Linked DNA regions of Homo sapiens: all the other regions are linked to region 1. The links are chromatin contacts, found by Hi-C in ENCODE. All regions are on one chromosome and are shown on one strand. The core of a region is the stretch at or near the end of the contact, and the rest is flanking DNA. Distances in the headings are between cores, read along the strand shown.

Region 1 (4,982 bases), core at 700-3,199:
ACAATGCAGTTTTTATTAGATACACTCTAGGTGCCAAACATGGATCTAGGCTCTAGGAATTCGTAGTGGGGATCATTTAATCCTTCGAGCTGAAAATACCTTGTCCTTTCCTGGAGCTTTTCTTCATACTTTCTGATTTGCATCTCTACCCTACATTTGTTTCTGTTGAGGTCAGAGGAGAAACTGAGGACAGGGGATCCGTCCCTGGTCATGAGACCTAGGTACTGGTATTGCATGCTGCAGCTTATGGCTGACATTCCCACATATTAGTTGAAGGCAAAGGAGACACACAAGATGGTGCTGATGATGGTTCCAGTCCTCCCCGCCCCACCATCCCCCTTTTTTCTTGAATTCTGATGACCTCCTTTCTAGGTAGGCTGTTGGAAGGAACACGCTTACTGGCAACTGTTTTCCAGAGGCACTGAAGCACTGAGCAGCTGGAAGAGGATGGTGGAGCAGAAGGTTTAATTTCACATACAGTTGGCTTCTGTTTGTGATAACTTTTACATTTTCGCAGATAGCTTGTCTTTTTCCCTGTTGACTCATAGTTGAGTGAAAAACACAAATTTCTAAAACTAGATGAAAAAATAGTTTTTATTGTATCAAGAGTTAAGGACGGCAAAGTACAAAATGCAAACATTGGGCCCTCTACAGCGATATTACTGGTGCCTCCTAACCTGGGTGTGGCCATCAGGGCTGGATATGATTTTAGAGCGGAGAGGTCAGAGACCAGGGCTTCCCCGCCTAACACTGGCCTCCTAGGGTGGGAGTGGTAGGCAGGAGCCTAGGGCCAGACTGCTGGACTAAACCTGTGACCATGGCTAAGGACATGGGTCTCACTGGAGGTCAGCGCAGCAAGCTCTGATGTCCGTAGAGGCGAGAACAGGACGCCTTCTTCCCCTGACCAGAAATGCAGCTCCAGGTTGTCAGGGCTGGGAGGATGGCCCAGGGTGGGAAGCGGGGAGATAGGGCGGTAGGACCCGGCGGGAGCTTCCTTGGCCAGGAAAGGAACAGGGCGGGGGGAAAAGAGGGAGGGAGAGAGAAAAAGGGAAGGTGATGGGGAGCGGGCGTCCGCACCCGCCGCGCCGCACGAGTTGCACTGCTCTGGCGGACCGGACCTGGACTCTATATAAAGAGCCCATCTGCTCCGTAGCTCGCACGCTTCTCCCGGGCTGGTGCACGCCGCGTCCCTCCAGCTCCCCCAGACACCTGCCCCTTCCCAGTGTGCCGCGCCAGGTCCTCCAGACCCGCGCACCCAGTGGCATGGCTCCGAGTGGCTCCCGTGGGACCAGGGTGGCGGTGGCGGCGGCGCGGCCCGAGCAGCCGCAACTCCAGCCCCCGTGTCCCCCCTTTTATGGCTCCGTCTCCGCGGGGCAGCTCGTCCGAGTGGCCAGAGAGTGAAAAGAGAGGGAGGGCAGAGCTCCGGCGCGAGGCGCGGCGCAGCGCTGCTCCTAGACTTCACCCCACCCAGCTCTGGCGGCCGCTGCAGCCCCCCAAAAGTGCCCCAGCTTGGGGCGAGGGGTGGGAATGCAAGATCTCGGGACCTCTCGCTGGCCTGCAAGCTTTGGTCTCTACACCTAGGAAACTCCTGTGGGCAAAGTCTGCAGATCCAAAAGCGTCCAGGTTAGGAGACGCTCAGCCTCAAGCAACTGGGGTAAGAGATCCCATTTGGTCAAAGCCTTCTCCTCAAGCAGTACTTCACCCTCCTGCACTAGACGCCTCCAGGGAGCTGGAGCGGAGCAGGGCTCGGTGGGCCAGCTCTTAGCAACCCAGGTCTAAGACCCGGTGTGGAGAGGAACAACCACAGACGCGGCGGCTTAGCTAGGCGCTCTGGAAGTGCAGGGGAGGCGCCCGCCTGCCTTGGCTGCCGCACCCATGACCTCTAGTTTCAGCTGTGAACCTGGGCGGAGGAATAATTGAGGAACTCACGGAACTATCAACTGGGGACAAACCTGCGATCGCCACGGTCCTTCCGCCCTCTCCTTCGTCCGCTCCATGCCCAAGAGCTGCGCTCCGGAGCTGGGGCGAGGAGAGCCATGGAGGAACCGGGTGCTCAGTGCGCTCCACCGCCGCCCGCGGGCTCCGAGACCTGGGTTCCTCAAGCCAACTTATCCTCTGCTCCCTCCCAAAACTGCAGCGCCAAGGACTACATTTACCAGGACTCCATCTCCCTACCCTGGAAAGTACTGCTGGTTATGCTATTGGCGCTCATCACCTTGGCCACCACGCTCTCCAATGCCTTTGTGATTGCCACAGTGTACCGGACCCGGAAACTGCACACCCCGGCTAACTACCTGATCGCCTCTCTGGCGGTCACCGACCTGCTTGTGTCCATCCTGGTGATGCCCATCAGCACCATGTACACTGTCACCGGCCGCTGGACACTGGGCCAGGTGGTCTGTGACTTCTGGCTGTCGTCGGACATCACTTGTTGCACTGCCTCCATCCTGCACCTCTGTGTCATCGCCCTGGACCGCTACTGGGCCATCACGGACGCCGTGGAGTACTCAGCTAAAAGGACTCCCAAGAGGGCGGCGGTCATGATCGCGCTGGTGTGGGTCTTCTCCATCTCTATCTCGCTGCCGCCCTTCTTCTGGCGTCAGGCTAAGGCCGAAGAGGAGGTGTCGGAATGCGTGGTGAACACCGACCACATCCTCTACACGGTCTACTCCACGGTGGGTGCTTTCTACTTCCCCACCCTGCTCCTCATCGCCCTCTATGGCCGCATCTACGTAGAAGCCCGCTCCCGGATTTTGAAACAGACGCCCAACAGGACCGGCAAGCGCTTGACCCGAGCCCAGCTGATAACCGACTCCCCCGGGTCCACGTCCTCGGTCACCTCTATTAACTCGCGGGTTCCCGACGTGCCCAGCGAATCCGGATCTCCTGTGTATGTGAACCAAGTCAAAGTGCGAGTCTCCGACGCCCTGCTGGAAAAGAAGAAACTCATGGCCGCTAGGGAGCGCAAAGCCACCAAGACCCTAGGGATCATTTTGGGAGCCTTTATTGTGTGTTGGCTACCCTTCTTCATCATCTCCCTAGTGATGCCTATCTGCAAAGATGCCTGCTGGTTCCACCTAGCCATCTTTGACTTCTTCACATGGCTGGGCTATCTCAACTCCCTCATCAACCCCATAATCTATACCATGTCCAATGAGGACTTTAAACAAGCATTCCATAAACTGATACGTTTTAAGTGCACAAGTTGACTTGCCGTTTGCAGTGGGGTCGCCTAAGCGACCTTTGGGGACCAAGTTGTGTCTGGTTCCACAGGTAGGTCGAATCTTCTTTCGCGGTTTCTGGGTCCCAGCGAGGCTCTCTCTCCTGGGCAAGGGCAATGGATCCTGAGAAGCCAGAATAGTCCTGAGAGAGAGCTCTGAAAGGAGAAGTGTTGAAACTAAATGTAGAGCTTCCCTGCCCAGGAGGAGGCTCACTTCCTCCCCTCAAGCCCCGGGCTCAGCACTGACCCTGCGGCAGCCAATCCCAAAGGGGGTTGCAACTTTTAAAAATTGATAATGGAAGGGAATCCCTGCCCTGCTTTGGTATCGTGGATAATGCCCACTAGAAGCAGTGTACTTGTAATTGTTGTCTGAAGCCTGTCTGAGACAGATCTACATACAGCCTGGCAGTACTTGAACTAGACGCTTAATGCCCTGTGTTTTTGGGGGGAGAACTTTGTGTTACAGCTTAATTTAAGAACAGTTACTTTGGCATCATTCAGTCTTCACTTTTTGTCTATTTAAACTTGGTTGGAGAAACTTGTGGATTTGGTGCTTCAAACCCTATGTGTGGCTTGGATGGCGCAGAGAAACCTTGAAGAGTTAACAGCAAAATTCTGATGCTGAGATCTCTATTTTTATTATACTTGAAACTATATGGGGGTGGGTGGGTGGGAATGGGAGATGAGGAGTGTTAAACTGAGAATCAACACCTATGATTGTTTGTTTTCTGCAGATTTACAATTTTGTAATTCCTGTTTAGCGATTGTCAAGCCACAACTCTAACAAACAAACCATTATGTGTGCTAGTGCCGAAGTCTGCAGACTGCTTTATTTTTTCTCTTAATTTCATGTACCTGTCACTTTACACATTTAAATCCCCATAAATGAAGGGTATGATGGGTGACTCAGCCCACACTGCTGCTATATTTCTTACTAATGCAATTGGTAAAACCGATTAGTATTGGAAATATACTGTTTCTTAACAAGAAAAGTGTCTTTATTTCTTATCCAATTTAGTGAGATGTGAAGGAGACTGATGACATGGGGATAGTTCTTACACAATTGAGGAATGGGGTGGGGGCAATAGGAGGATGTATATTTTGACTTGTAAAAAAATCTTAAAATGCATGAAACTTTTATCTGATAGTCATTTGCACTCTCCTTCCCATCTGTGATTCCTTGTGTGCTAACATATAAAGAAACCAAGAGAACTATCTTCCTTCTCCAGAAACCTTAAAAATACAGTTAAGGGCCCTAAAAACGATATTGAAAAGAAAATAAACTTGTTTCTTTTTTGTTGTTGTTGTTATTGAAGTTTGGGCAGGAGAAAAGATTGCTAGAAAATGACATATAAGAACTTTAGAAAAGCTTAGAGAAACTAAAATTGAGCCTGTTTTTGTCTTGTTTTTTGTTTGTTTAAAAAAGAAAAAATTGCAGAACCAAACCTCAGACTTACTAACAATCAGGAAACTGGCAAGCTTTTGACCTTTGTAAATTTGTTACCAACCTGATATCTCAATTAATATAATATCTGGAATACTTTAAATTTATCAGTCTTTTCAAATTTCAAGAATACTTAGTTATTTCAAATTTCCTCTGAGAGCTCCCTAATACAGGATAAAGTCATGAAATAAAATATGAAAAAAATGTATATTTTAATAAGAAGTAGCCCTGAGGGATTATCTGCACGGAAAAAAATGTATATGTACAGCATTTAACATGCCAAAGAAAATTCACACTCCTTTCCTCAGAGGGCATTCT
Region 2 (4,982 bases), core at 1,055-3,554, 2.4 Mb before region 1:
GTTAAAGGGTGAAAGCATCTGTAATACTGTATGGAAACTGCTACATGGTCCCCTCTCAGAGCTGTACCACTTGGGTTCCTACAGAAATGTTGAAAGTGCCTGCTTTCCCACAGTCTCACTAACAGAGTATATTACAGAATTTTTGGATTTTTGCCAACACGATAAGTGAGAATGGCTTCTCACTTATCATTTCTTTGCATTTTTAAAAGTATGGGTAAGGTTGTGTGTCATCTCACTAAGGGTCATTTTTATGTGAACTGTCTGTTCATGTCCTCGCTCATTTATCTTTTGGCTGATTGATCTTTTTCATCTCAATTTATAACGGTTTACATATTAAGGAAATAAATCATATTTATATGATAAGAGTTGCAGATATTTTTCCTGGTTTGAATTTGCTTTTTACCTGTGTCTTTGTTTTGGACCATAAATGCACTTTTTATTTTGATGTGCTTCAATGAAGATATAGAACTTAATTACATTATTAATTATGCATGTTTTAAATAGTTTTTTGACAGCCATCAAGGAAGGTATAAATAGATTTTATTCAACAAAAACATGTTAAGAACTTACTACTGTGCATTCTACTTTGTGCTAAGTGTTTGGAACAAAACTGTTCCCCTGGAAAATTTCCTAATGTAGTGGGTAAGACAACTGTCTCAGTAAATAATTCCAGTGTGCCAGTGGTAAGCATTATAATAAACACATGAAAAAGAAAATTATTTTTAAGCAGCATCTTGAGGGATATTTAGGAGTTAGGTAGGAGAGAAGGAAAAGGTAGGCTAAGTTCTCATAGCCTAGCTCCTGAGGGATTAGTTCCTATCTTAGCATTTGAATAACTTTCTACCCTCCAGACAAAGTAGGTTGGCTTTTTCTTGTATCAATTTCCCAAACGCAGGCAATAATCCCAATTATCTCTTACTTAAACAAGATGGGATATAGTAGTACTCTTACCTGAAAGAAATTTATTTTATTTGGAATACTGCAAAGGTGGGTAAGCTTATGGTGGCATCAGACTCTCAATGTTCACATAATGTCATTTTGCTTCTAAACATTTGATGTTGTCAGGTAAGAAAAGGAAGGAGTTCAGGTGCTGGTGCATTTATAGTCCTTGATCGTGACAACTCTCAACTGTTTTCTTTCAGATTGGATTTACAGTTTCTGAAGAACTGGAAATTGTGTTTGCAATGCCCCAGTTATTCACTGGTCAGTTCAAATATGAGATATAATTGATGTGCAAGCAAGAAGAGATAGTAGAGTCAGCGACTGACAGGTCTTCCCTACTGAGCTGGGATAAGAGGCTGGGACTGGCAACACTGGTTCAAATGGCAGATACAACTTGTTGCCTATCCAACTTATACTCTTCTTATGTCCCACCAATGAAACTCATGTTTGGTTCAGAAAGGTAAGGAGACCAGCCCAAATGTGTACTCTGACGAGTCTGGTCTAGTGTAGGCCCATCATGCTGATCTAGCTCCTCTTTTTCAGAAACTATTTTTTTTTTTTTTAAGCTCAGGGTATTATGATCCTGTTATGGCCAATGGTGCACAAGGTGAAGTCTGCTGGAGTATTTCTGAGAGAGCTTTTGCTTTCATAATAAAGCAGACAGATGATGATTCCTGCTTTCACTGCTTCATCTTGCCTTAAATGCAGATGTGATTTGATATCCAGAACCAGAACAGCCATCTTAGGACGAAGATGACTGAGAAATTTTCGCAGTGGATCAGCCCTGACATCATGTCGCTGACTTAACAGTTGCCTGTGTCCTGACTTCTTGGCATGTGAGGAAAGGAGACATCCCTTCTTTCTTAAGCTGGTTGAGTTTTCTACCAAGCAGCCAGGCAGTCACTAAGCAATAGCATGGGGGCGGCTGCTAGCTTTGCTGGCCATATTTCTAGAGATTCGGCTGGTAAGGAGACAACAAGCCAAAATGGATTTAGCCAATCTATAACTCATATAGACAGCATAAAAGATCAGCATGGTGTCAGCTACCTGCCACCATTGTTCCACAGGATGACACCAAGCCAAGGAGGGAGATGATGGGGAGCACAAGCAGTGGGTCACTCCTCACCCTGTGACTGAGAAGTCAACAACTCTAGGCTCCAGCCAAGCACTTTTATAGTCTGCAACAGTTCCTGAAGAAGGGGGACAGATGGAAAGTCCCATACCTCACCAGAACCAGGAAAACAGATGGGAAATGACCTTGTGACAACCTCCCACAAGGTAGGGAGGTGAATGGCAACAGCCTTGACAGCACCGCACGGAACTGCCACTCATGCCAAATTCCTGAGAACATGACAAGGTGTTCGTTCACCAAGCCAAGTCAGGCTGCAGCTGAGCCTCACCTCCAGGGCCTGTGTGGAGACCTGCAAGGGTGCCAGGAAGCCATTCCCTTAAAAATTGCAGATAAAAACATTTCTAATTGAGAAAACTCTTATCCCAAGGAGGTATGAGGGAAAGGAACTAATCTTATGGAAGAACAAAGGTTTTCCAGAGGAATAATACCTTCTCTTTATTTTTTTTATTTTTTGCTGAAATAGTTCCCAGTATCTCATAAGACTGATTACCAGGACACTTCACTGTATACAAAGGCAGTGTTGAAAGCATTTCCAGACATTTCCAAGGGCAGATGCCAAGGTCATGCATGACTGTGTCTGTGTGTGTAAATGTGTGTGTGCTAAGCATTCATTAGCAACCAATCTCATAGACCCCAGAGCAGCGTATCAACATGCTTCCTGCAGCTGCCCTTCAGAAGTGATGTGTATAATTACACATTCAAATTCATCCCCAGCCACCCACACTGGTTTGTTTCACTCTTATTTCCTAAATATATAATGCAGGTTTTGAAATATAAAATTCCAATGTTAACAAGCCTTAAAAGAAACCATTTTACAGCCTTTGCCTTTTCATGCCTGACAGAAAAGCTCACATAACTACAAGTGCAAAGCACAGGTAACACTGCTTCTTCATTTATCCCTTCAAACCACAAGATGTGGGAGATGTTATTGTTATTTGTGACATTCATGTCATATCACCTTAATGTCTTGAAGTAGAATTTATGTCTGTATATGATTCATCCTAGCTATCTACAGGGATAAAAATGAGATGACTTCATTACTGTGGAATAGAACAGATGATCTTAGAGCTGAAGGGAACCTAAAGATCCCACACTCTAACCCTCTAATTTAATTTCACTAGTGAAGGTAAAGTGATTTACCCCATAGTCTCCTCTTATGAACCCAAAACAAGACACACGTGGAAGTCCCTGGGCTGCCCCTCCACTCCCACCCCATGCCCTGTCCTATACCCTAAAGTGTCTGGGAGCATGCATGTGAATATCCTAGCCTGCACAATCAGGCTGTTCTATTACTAAGCTCTTAATGATTTTTTTTTAGCCCCTTTTAATCATTGTCCTCAAAAGGCGATGCCTGAAAAATGTCTTTAAGTTCTGATTTGCAACCCTGTAAAAATGATCCCACTGAGTAAGCTATTCCTTGTGATCTTTAGAATTTGCTAGAAAGACTTGATTAACTTTCTGAAGTTCCCAAAGAAGGGACAGATTCAGGAACACCAGTTGGGAGAAGTGGAGGAGGTGAGGCAAGAGGATGGAAGCAGGGAATTCAGTGAAAGTCTACATACCAAGTAGTGAGCCCCTGCCTAACTCAACCTCCATTCTCTGGTGACCAGCCTTAGCTCTCCAGCTAGGAGAGTGGAGGATGCTCTCTGGATAAACAGATTGAGCAGGAGAACAGACCTACAGATGCCAGTATTTGAGGGTCACTCAACAAAATGGCCATCTCTACCCATAATCCCACAGTGAAGCTAACCAGGAAATAAGGACTAGCCTTGAACACAGAGCTTCACTCCACTCTCAAGGGGCTCACTCTTATGAGTAAGGACTGACAAAGAGGAACAGATGTCAAGGAAGTCTTCGAGAAGCAAGGCAGAGACAAAAAAGGAAAAACTAAAGAGGAACTCAAAGGATTCAGCAACTATACAGGCAAGAAAAGTAACAGCCCCAAACACTTTATAACCACATTCCTCAGAGGGAGATGAGAATACACTATATCCATAAAACAAGAACTGGTAGGATCTTAGAAGTTAACATTTGAAAGCTGAAATCAGTAGAATTGCTAGGAGATAAATTTAAGGAAATAGACTGGTAAGCAAAACAAACAAAAGCCCCTACAGATTTCTAACAGGAAAACAGAAAAAGAAATAATAAAAAAGTTAAAGGATCAAACTAGGAAATAGATTTAATTAAGAATTTCTGGAAGAGAGAAAATGGAAAGGAGGTAATTGCTAAAGAAGTAATAAGTGACATTTCCAAGAACTAAAGGATGTTGGCTTTCAAATGCACATGAAAGCCCAGCCCCCTAAATGAGGAAAGACCAAAACCAAGGGTTTCATGGAGACTGCAATATGGCTGCAGACTGCAGTGCACACTGGTCACTGATTCGTTCTCCAGTCTCCTGCTGGCACTGGACTCTGTTCTAAAATACAGGTCATGTGTCTGGAGCTGGAGAACGTGTGAATTCTTAGTCAGGCCCAGACTACTTCAACTGTGAACTTCCTGGGAGTTGAACCCTGAGTCAGCTCAGTTGCTGACTAAGGACTTGTTTCAATTCAAATGGGTCCTTTTGCCCCTCCATTTAGCTAGGACCAGACCTGATGATTACCCCGTCTGCAGGGTGCTCTGTGGCACTCTGTTCACCACAGAAGACCCTGGATAAAGCTGCCAGCTTGGTTGGATCCCTTTTATTTTGTGATTTGGAAGGCAGGCCACCCCTCCCACGCATGTTCAATGGCAAAGTTGGTTCCTGATCTCAACCCTGACTGTTCCTAACTTATCCCTTTTCCCCGCTGGCCTCTGTACCCAATGGCTTAGCCTAGAGTGGTTATTTAAATGACATCTCATTATCTTATAGTTGAAATACACGCTGAGTATTGTTTCTGGGCCATATATTTGAGTCAGGAGACACTAT
Region 3 (4,982 bases), core at 1,860-4,359, 2.1 Mb before region 1:
CATAGCAATCAGATTAGACTACATTTGTTTTCATCAGAGCAGCCCACTTTCTAGGTATGAAATTATACTATTTATTTATTTTATTTATTTATTTATTTATTTTTGAGACGGAATCTTGCTCTGTTGCCCAGGCTGGAGTGCAGTGGCGCGATCTCGGCTCACTGCAACCTCCGCCTCCCGGGTTCATGCCATTCTCCTGCCTCAGCCTCCCGAGTAGCTGGGACTACAGGCACCCGCCACCACGCCCAGCTCATTTTTTTGTATTTTTATTAGAGACAGGGTTTTACTGTGTTAGCCAGGATGGTCTTGATCTCCTGACCTCGTGATCCACCCACCTTGGCCTCCCAAAGTGCTGGGATTACAGGCATGAGCCACAGCACCCGGCCAATTATACTGTTCTTTACACCCAACTCAACCAATCCATTCGATTTCTCTTAAACATGCAGCATATTAGATACTGTTTCAAATTTAGTGTTATATGCTAAAACCAACTATTTACCTAGAATCTATTAATAAATTTAAAATTTCCAAGCAACATGAGATCAAGAAGTTAGAGAAAAAATTTTTGAATTTTTGTTATGTATCACATTTCTGTAAATTATATAAAATTGTGACACTGCTTTTCTTCTTTTGTAGAATGGTATGAAATAGATGACTGAACTTTAGCTAAGGATAATTATACTTATGTGCTTTCCAAGATACTATATATAGTATGTCCCCCCACTTTACAAATTATGGTCATTGTAATTTCTCTGTCTACAGTTAGAGAGTCTATTTATCTACCTATTACTTTTTTGAAACTTCTAACCAACCATTCAAACTCGACACTAGTTTCCCCAAAGGAAAATGAGAATAATCCTACTAGTAAGCATTTGTAGGAATATTTTAGTTACATTATAACATCTACATCATTGCCATATGGCAATAAAGAAGCCAATCAAAGTCCTACAGAAAATGAACATTCAGTTAGCAATGTAGCAAATCTGGAGATATTGCAGTATCAATGGAAGAAGCCCAGGATATTAAAAATAAAACTCCAAAGTGCTTAATGACCATTGCAGAATTTGTTTCATAAACAAAATCTTTAAAAACAAGAGTCTGATTTCTGTTAACTATAATTTCAAGTGGCAGAAATATAAATGTGGTTTTGATAACTTTGTTTCCTTTATTTCTGAAAAGCAGAATCCTGTGTGGTACTGAAATAAAATGTCAAATGGTATCTTAGAAAATTCTAGCCCTATCAAAAATAATATATAAAACCATGTAATGTCATAAAACTTTTAAAACTGCTTTCTCATATTTTGGGGTAACCTTTTAAAATGGTAATTCAATAAACTAGTTTTTACTTCTGTAAATTTATACATTTTTTGGTCTTTTTTCAAGGTCAAACTGATACTGTTATTTTGAATATGAGGGGGTGAATAAAATTGCACACTGTAAGAATCCTGAGACTATGTTACACACAACTAGACAATTTTTTGGATTCTCCCAGCGTCTTAAATATTTTCTTGCTTACCAACAACTTCTTAACCTGTAGGTGAAACACAATGAAGGCACTAAATCCGAAACCACGAAATTTGGAAGCAGACCTAGGCTTGTACTCTGGCATTACTACTTACTACTTTCGTACCTTGTGGTAGATACTTTAACTTCTCTGAATCTGCTTTCTCAAGTATAAACAATGAATAACAATACCTGTCTGGAGTCATGAATGAAGATGGAATGAGATTACACTGCCTGGAGCATTCTGAGTGCTGAATAAATGGTGGTTTCATTCTCAGCTCTCCTTCAGCAATCCTGATCTGACGCTCCTGTGACAGACATTTGTCCACGTAAATACGGTATGTTTTCTGATTCTTCCTAGCAACTTCCTTTATAAGTAATCCACCCATACATTTACATGTTAATTCTAACAGAGTCCATAATAACGAGTGAGCTATTTTAACAGTGTCAGCAGAGACAGATTAAAGAATTGATGAAAAGTAATTCCGTGCAATTTAGGGATTACTCATCTTATTTTCACTAACAGATGACTGCCATCTTGTACAGATGTATTTCGCATACAGAAAATTACATTTAATCACAATATTGTTTGGGTGGGTTAGTCTGTAACTTGAAGTAAAATGTATTGACAGGATAAAATGAAAGCTTTGAAACAGTGCAAAGGTGGAAAAACGAGGTTGAGCGAGAAGCAGGAATTACCAATCTTCATGGTTAGAAGATTCATTAAACGCATTTGCCTTCAAATATTAGATTCTCTACAGAATGGTGGTAAAAAGGCCAGTGAGAAATTAACAATAGTGAGAACACCAGAGTAGTGTTAAACCACCTTGATAATCAGATGGCTCGGAGCAGTTTAAAGCCCTCACGAAAGAGGATTTTTTTTTACCTTCCCTGTCTCCCGCAATTAATGCCATTTCTAAAAGAGAAAATATGTCACACATCAGCGCTCAATAGGCTGACATGCTCCTCAAAACGTTCCTTAAAAAAAAAAAAAAAAAAAAAAAAAAAAAAAAAAAACTTGTGTGCAAATATTTCAGATGCCATTCCACCCCAAACCCGTTCCAAAACCTAAAAATCACTTTCAAGCCAAACTCACGGCTCGTTGGTGATTCACAGCCAGGATCTCGAGGCAGGAACAATAGTGCACTCACCCCGCATCCTCCTGAATCAGCCATTTCGGTAAGAAGATCCAGAAGCACTAGCAGTTTGTTTGTAATTTGTTTACAATTTAAAAGCAAGTTATTTCCCAAAGGAAATCTAAGCAATTGTTAAGTGTTTTACATTACGCAGTCGCCAATTTTACAATTCATATCATGAACCCACTTTGCCCTCCGCCCGCGTCCCTCTCGGAGCCCACGACGCTCAGCAGTCGAGCCCTGGCACCGCACAGCCCGTAGGAGCCTGGAGCGCTCCGCGTTTTGCCCCAATTTCCCTACTTGGGGGTCTCCGCTACAGCTAGAGCGGTCGGCCAATGGAGACCTTCTCCCGCACTCGCCGTCCCGCCTTCCAGTTCCACTGAAGCCAATAAAAAGGGCCGTCTGGAGACAGAAGCCAATGGGAGCTCGGGTAGAGTCATCATGATTGGCTGCGGTCTCTTCGTAGTGCAGTCTAGGCCTCCGCCTCCGTTACCCTGGAGCCCAGGTTACCGCCGCTGCCACCCAGGAGCCCCGATCCTCGCCTCTGTCCCATCCTTGTGTTCAAACCTCCCGCATCTCGGCAACCTCGGCACCCGCCCGGCAGCCTCCGCAGGAACCAGGCACCCGCTCTTTGGCGGTCAGACGCCGAGGCCCCAGCTGGGAGTTTGGTCCTAAGAGGGAAGGCAAGGAGGCGGGACGCCGCATCGGCTCTGCTGAAGAGCCTGCGGGTTGGAGGTGGGCTTTGAAGTGGGCGTGGAGACGGCGGGGGAGGTGGAGGTGCGAGGTGAGGCTGGGTTGAAGCGTCTGGTAGCTAGTGAAGGGGCGTTCGTGGATGGGGGCCTGCGGGTGGTTCTTAAAGCAGGGAAGATGAAGGGATTAGGGATGGGGGAGGATGTAGGGACCGCGAGGAGAAGGAAGACCTAGGAAAATGAGTAAAGAGCTCGGCTTCTGAGAGGGTCCCGAGGAAGGGAGGTTGACCGGCACTGGGGGGACTGGGAAGTTAGGAGGAGAGGAGCTGGGAAAGGGTATTTACTTCCTGGGACCGAGAAGAGAAGAAAGGGAGCAAGCGGATCTAGAGAAGTGGTTGTTATTAAAACAAACAAAACAAAAACCCCGGAGGCCCGTGGAGACTCAAGACTAGAGAGGAGGGGCAGGGCCAAGGGCCAAGACGGAAAAGGAGGCTTTGGTAGCTCTCGGATAATAATAGATGTGTTATTATTAAAACTGTGGTTAGAGTGGAAAGCCGTACTTGTCCAGGCTGTGATACTTCTATACATCCTTCAGGGATGGGATGAGAGGAGTAAAGATGGTTAGAAATAAAAGAAAAAAGAAAGTGCCTTTTTGGCATACTCGAGTTGGAGTCGGTACTCAGATACGTGATGTTTACGTTAGATAGACCGTGGGATAGTGTTTAACAGTGAAGAGCCCTGGTCCAGTTCATCTGATATAAACCCCTTTTTTGTTCACTTTGTTCTTTGGAAAGTATACTTGGGCACATACATATTTATTCCCCTCCTTTATCTTCACGTTAAGAACTTGCATTAGAGATATCTTTGCAATCAGAAGTCATCATTTAGTTTTTGGCAGAGGGAGTGGCTATATGTGTTTTAGAATGGTAAAACCGATGTTTCCAGTTCTTTACTCATTCCCTCTTTCTTTTGCATGGTTATTTTAATCTATGTTTTTTTCCAGTTGTTCCACATTTAAATTCTATATTACCATTTTAAATATTTCACTTTGTGATTTCCCATGTTAGCTAGTATGTTTATCCAAATAAGTTATAGGAAATAATAGTTTGTTTTGATTCTCTAAGTTGACAAAGTATCATTTTAAATATCAAAAAGTAGTTTGTGACTTTGGAAAAGAGATTTTTCTTCTTTTGTGAGTCACATCTCTTCCGTTACACATATTGTGGAACTATAATTCTGTAGGACACAATGGAAGCCCATTAAATAAAGATGCTACCCTTCTCTTGGGTTCTTCATCTGCCTGTCATTCTTCAACTCCTTTGTGGGATCTTCTTCCTCGGCCCACCATATTTCATTATTGTTTTTCCCAATAATCCAGTCTTCAGTCTTCCGTCTTCTATTTTTTACTCTGTGTTCTTGGCTGTGTTCTTCCTCTCCTTTGGCTTACACTATTTGTGTTTTATTAACACTCTCCCAATTTTTTATTTCTGATCTGGAACTTTTGAGTTACTGTCAAACTTTTGTAGCTAATTTTTGGTATTTCCACATAAATTTCCTATCCATAGGCATCCCAAACTCAGTATGTCCAATATTGAACCCATCACCTTTCCCTGCCAAAGCTGTCCTGCTTGAATACCACATTCTCCTAATTTTG

What was found. Hi-C counts contacts between places; a loop is a spot of excess contacts on that map. Pooled maps may share reads with other maps.
Region 2: a map of naive thymus-derived CD4-positive, alpha-beta T cell shows a loop between it and region 1 (14-fold over the local background). The contact joins the enhancer-like site here to the promoter of HTR1B in region 1. A Hi-C loop is called at or near these places in 1 of 168 maps with a recorded cell type or tissue (naive thymus-derived CD4-positive, alpha-beta T cell), 1 of 37 single-sample maps with no recorded cell type and 9 of 50 pooled maps.
Region 3: a map of aorta shows a loop between it and region 1 (6-fold over the local background). The contact joins the promoter of LCA5 here to the promoter of HTR1B in region 1. A Hi-C loop is called at or near these places in 2 of 168 maps with a recorded cell type or tissue (aorta and ascending aorta), 1 of 37 single-sample maps with no recorded cell type and 11 of 50 pooled maps.

The regions. Positions count from the first base shown.
Region 1 is chr6:77,460,458-77,465,439 of GRCh38, reverse strand. HTR1B (5-hydroxytryptamine receptor 1B) reads left to right here and starts at 1,949. Exons shown (of 1, transcript NM_000863.3): 1 at 1,949-4,516. The coding sequence starts at 2,037. The coding sequence ends at 3,209. All of the region lies in intron 5 of LOC105377864, which reads right to left. RefSeq lists a silencer at 2,939-3,083.
Region 2 is chr6:79,861,878-79,866,859 of GRCh38, reverse strand. It overlaps LOC107986614 (a long non-coding RNA gene), which reads left to right. Exons shown (of 3, transcript XR_001744216.3): 3 at 1,143-4,118. Among named protein-coding and RNA genes, the nearest start is that of LINC01621, 52 kb to the right of the region's middle. Within about 2 kb of position 2,304, at least 2 of the 41 ENCODE cell types and tissues checked have a DNase peak (open chromatin) inside an H3K27ac peak, as active enhancers do.
Region 3 is chr6:79,535,557-79,540,538 of GRCh38, reverse strand. It overlaps LCA5 (lebercilin LCA5), which reads left to right and starts at 3,109. Exons shown (of 8, transcript NM_001122769.3): 1 at 3,109-3,374. It also overlaps a transcript of SH3BGRL2 not described here. RefSeq lists enhancers at 1,492-2,065, 2,596-2,645, 2,640-3,213.